Linked DNA regions of Homo sapiens: region 2 is linked to region 1. A link is an interaction called in ENCODE POLR2A ChIA-PET data of the cell type or tissue named here. Cell type or tissue: PC-3. All regions are shown on one strand.

What was found. Peaks named below come from ENCODE experiments on the same cell type or tissue, not always from the same donor. Only the 100,000 strongest peaks of a DNase experiment are listed, where the experiment ranks them.
Region 2: POLR2A ChIA-PET joins it to region 1 with 6 read pairs; 4 of 35 experiments call an interaction of 5 or more read pairs at or near these places.

Annotation. Positions count from the first base shown.
Region 1 is chrX:16,608,672-16,611,171 of GRCh38, forward strand. CTPS2 (CTP synthase 2) reads right to left here. Exons shown (of 19, transcript NM_175859.3): 17 at 870-1,014. Among named protein-coding and RNA genes, the nearest start is that of MIR548AM, 17 kb to the right of the region's middle. In PC-3, no CTCF peak of the experiment used is centred here; a DNase peak (open chromatin) is centred at 1,560; H3K4me3 peaks cover 680 bases; H3K27ac peaks cover 2,500 bases.
Region 2 is chrX:16,466,243-16,468,742 of GRCh38, forward strand. No RefSeq gene overlaps it. Among named protein-coding and RNA genes, the nearest start is that of MIR548AM, 160 kb to the right of the region's middle. In PC-3, no CTCF peak of the experiment used is centred here; DNase peaks (open chromatin) are centred at 599 and 999; H3K4me3 peaks cover 334 bases; H3K27ac peaks cover 2,500 bases.

The sequences.
Region 1 (2,500 bases):
GGATCGATAAGGTCCTGATTTATAATAATGCTATGAAAATGAAAAGGATGGCAAAGGTTCAGGTGTAAGAGATAAAATCATCAATGGAACAAAATAGAAATCCCTGAAACAAAGTCAAATTACTCAACTCGTTGACAATTTGGCAGGGAAGTAGGGAGCCAAATCCCAACCTCACAGGTTTCACTGAAAATAAAATCCATATAGATTATAGATTTAAACTATGAAATTGAAACCAGAAAAATGCTAGAGGAAAACACAGGGGTTATTATTTATATAATCTTTCCATAAGGAAAGATGTTAGGCATGAGAGTAAAGGCAGAAGCCACAAAAGTAAAATATTTGACTACATACATTTTTAAAAAACATAAAAAAGGACTAAACTCTTTAGGGAGAACAAAACTACCATTAACAATTTAGAAGGAAAGCAAAATCACTTTGAAAAATATTTGCAGCCTAACAAAGGATTAATGACCTTTATACATAAAGAGCTTACCAATCAGTAAGGAAAATAATACAATACCAAAATGAAGAAAAGATATGAACAAACTATTCATAAAACAAACAGCCAATAAACATATAAAAATTCATATATATTAATCAAAGAATCAACAAAAGACAATCTTTTCACTTATCAAAATGAAAAAAATTTCTAAAATAATACCCAGTGTCATCACGATTTGGAAAGCTGACACATTACTACCGTAGGTGTGATTAAATCATTTTCACAAAGAGAAGAAAATTATGTTTAAGAGAAAAAAACTGATTCTTCACATTTAAAAATTCTATAGTGGTATTAATTTTTGTAAGAAACCCTAAGATATTAATAACTATGCATCTTGGTTTATTGCTAAGAGCAGTAAGCTGGTTACCTGGAAGACAGTTTGCAACCCTGTTGCAAGTAGGCATTCAGGTTCCCAGTTGCTGCAAGTAACAGCCCCAGATACGGAGGGGAAGGCTTCATCGGCCTAGAAGAAAACTCAGGATGGAACTGGACACCAACAAAATAAGGATGATCTGAAATGAGAACAATCACGATGCGATTAAAGCAGACAAACAGGAGAACTGCTTTAAAGATCTTCTTATCTTTGAATATGAAAACTCATTAAATGGTAAGATGATTCTTTAACCTGTTATCATTACAGCCAGTTACTTTCACTATCCATCCATTCCTTCGTGGAATTTCAAATTGTAAAACACATCTTGGAAATTTTATGTGCGGAAGGTGTCAGAGTGAGCAAAGTCAAGCAAAAATTTTTGAATGGCAAGAAGAATTCCACTTTCCCCAAATCTGCCTGCTTTTTGAAGGCACTTTGTAGATTTATGTTGGTTCAATTTCCCTTGGACTTTAGGCTAACCCTGGGTCTTTCTTTCTTTAGGTGGCTTCAGGCCATTTCCTGCAAGGTCTTCTCCTTTCCCAGGGTAAGTGTCCCCTGGGATAAACCAGCACAATATCAACCCATTGGGCTACCCTTGGGAACCCAACGAGGACAATTGCTTTTCTAGTCACAGCTTTAAGTTGGGTATTACTCATAGCACCACAAAACTGAGCATTTTTTGAACAAAGTGATTCAGAGCAATGATCCATTCATTCAAATATCCTGTCCCTGGCTATGACTCAAACTAAAGATAATAAAATATAATAAGTTTAAGAGGGGGAAGTAAATATAACTTTAAAGCTTTCAATGAGGTGCTTTATCAAATGATCTAAAATCTAGTATGGAATTCAAAATCACAAATTCCCATCACTTACCAGCAAAGATCCAAAGCTACTACTACAGTAATAAGGAAATGATGATTGAATGCAAATGTCTACTTTCTTAAGGTAATCATTTAAAGCCCTGCTAGAACAGCTATTATTAAAAAAGTCAAAAAACAGCAGATGCTGGCAAGGCTGTGGAGAAAAGAAAACATACTGTTGGTGGGAATGTAAGTTATTTCAGCCACTGTGGAAAGCAGTTTGGAGATTTCTCAAAGAACTTAAACCAGAATTACCATTCAACTCAGTAATCCCATTACTGGGTATATACCCAAAGGAAAATAAATCATTCTACAAAAAAGACACATGCACTTACATGTTCATGGCAGCAGTATTCACAATAGCAAAGCCATGGAATCAACTAGATGCCTATCAATGGTGGAATGGATAAAGAAAATGTGGCACATATATACCATGGAATAGTATGCAGCCATAAAAACGAAACCATGTCCTTTGCAGCAACATGGATGCAGCTGGGGGCCATTATTCTAAACGAATTAACACGGAAACAGAAAACCAAATACTGCATGTTCTCACTTATAAATGGGAGCTAAACATTGGGTACTTATGGACATAAAGATGGGAACAATAGACACTGGGAACTACCAGAGGGAGGAAGGAAAGGGGAGTGCAAGAGTTGAAAAACTATCTGTTGGGTACTCTAGTCAGTACTTGGGTGATGGGATCCATACCCTAAACCTTAGCATCACACAATATAACCATGTAACAAATCTGCACGTGGGC
Region 2 (2,500 bases), 140 kb before region 1:
GTGGCTCACACCTGTAATCCCAGTACTTTGGGAGGCCAAGGCAGAAGGATTGCTTGAGTCCAGGAGTTCAAGACCAGCCTGGGCAACATAGGGAGACCCCCTCCGCCCCCCACCGCCCCATCTCTACAAAAAAATTTAAAAACTAGCTGGGCATGGTGGTGTGTGCCTGTAGTCCTATCTACTCAGGAGACAGGCAGAAGGATAGCTTGAGCTCGAAACGTCGAGGCTGCAGTGAGCAGTGATTGCTCCGCTGCACTCCAGCCTGGGTGACAGAGTAAGACCCTGTCTCAGAAAAAAAAAAAAGAAAAAAAACCCCTCCAAATTCCATCATATCACAACTATATTCCTTGCATTTATCCTCTCATTTATTCATTCAACAAACATTATCAAGCACTTACTCAGTGCCAGACAGTGTTCTCGACCCTGGGATACAGCAGCGAGTGAGACAAACCAAAATCTCTGCCCTCCTGAGGCTTACATACTAGTGAAAAAGAAATAAACAACAATACACAGCATACTAGGTAGTGATAAGAGCTAAGGAGCTCAAAGAATGCAATGAGTCAGGTCAATCAAACTTCATTTGCGGCTCTCAAAATAGCTCAGGGCAGTTTCCCTCCTTGTAGTGATTCAGAGACAGGCTCCTTCCATCTCATGGCTCCACCTTCCCAGGGACTGGGAGTCCTCTAAAGATTGTCAGTAGATGAGGAAAGTGAGGGAGAAGGTACACTTGCTTCTCAGTCACCTCCAACCAAGAGTGATACACAACCCTTCCACTCACAGGCCATGGCAATAAAATGTTATGTAGCCCCATTGCTTTGTAAAGCAATCTGGGGAACGTAGCCCCAACTATAGTGCTATGCTAGAAAGAACAGCAGAATCTTTGGTAGGCAGCCGTTTTTCTCTGCTACAGTCTCATTGATCTATTCCATCCCTGACTGTTCTACCTGCTGGCCCAGGCTTTGGCCCAGGCACAGTCATGCCAAGGGGAACAAATATCTCCCATCCGGATATCTGTAATCTCATTGTAAAAATTTCAATCCTTTTTGTGAGTCATTTCCTTGGTTTTTTTTTTAAATCACCTGTAGGGGCGACATATGGAGTTCTCAATCCTCAGAGAAGTTTATTAGATTTAATTTTTCATTCCTTGAGATAAGAAATCACCAGCTTACCTGGTAACTCAATGAGCTTTAATTGGGGACTGCAAGGGAGGTGGAGCGGGTATGTGCTGATGATAGCCACTCACAGCTTTGCTAAGGGTGAGTGTTTGGGGTCTCCATCACAAACTTTACTCCAGGCATCATCCTATCTACTTATCCACAGCCACTCTCCCAAGTCAAAGAAACACTTTGCAAATGCATATTCACTGCACATGGTCCTTCTCCAAGAGAAAAGAATGGCCCCCAGTTAATCGTACAGGCAGCTAAATGTCAGGAGCAATCACTGAGATGAGAGTGGCTCATCAAAGCAAGTCAGGAAAGAGGAGTCTTATTTAAAAGCTAAATGGGGTTCTGAAAGACAGACCCTGAGAAGAGCGATTTCTGGGCTGATTTCACTTTAATGCAAAGATCCACTCTCTGCTCTAACTCTCTATGATTATTTTATACAAATTGCATTACATCAATTCCTTGGGAAATACAGATGTAAGCTGCATTTCCATTTCCTAGAATTGAAAATGACTTCGGAGGGGCTCAATTGGAATTTTTTTAATCTTCTTTAAACATTCATATGTTCTGGAGGCAATAGATGCGAATACAGAGACACATTGCCTTGGTTGACAGTTTCAAAGTCTGTAACATCAGCCTGTAACCTTCTATGCTAAAGAAATCTGTTCGCCCAAGGAAGTTTAACAACTTCCCCTTGGAAAGGTAAATCATCAGCATATTTCTATAAAAGTGAATTAATTTGATACCACAAGGAAAAAATGCCACCCTGGGTTTTTAATTAGTTATCACATCTGTTCCGATTCTGAATTTAAAACTGAATGTTTAGTGTCAGTACACAATGTCACGGTCACTTTAACTCAGGAGAGTTAAAAATTTGCTATCTCTATGACGTTAGAACTGAGCACTGCAAGAACCGTACTCTCATCCCAATCCTGCTCTTTAAAGCCACAGACAGAAACATCTTTGAATGAGTGTATTCATTTTCTAGGTCTGCTATAACAAAGTACCGCAAATTTGGTGGATTTAAGCAACAGAAATTTTTTCTCTCCCAGTTCTGCACGTCAGAAGTCCAAAATCAAGGTGTTGTCAGAGCCATACTCCCTCCCAAGTCTGTAGGGAGGATCCTTCCTTGCCTCTTCCAGTTTCTGGTCACCCTAGGCATTCCTTGGCTTGTGTCAGTATCACTCCAATCTCTGCCCTATCTCCACGTGGTCATTTCTTCACCGTGTGTCTTCTGTCTTCACATGGTGTTTTTCTCTTCTTATAAAGACATCAGTCGCATTGAATTAGGGCTCACCCTAATGACCCATTTTACCTTGATTACATCTGCAAAGACT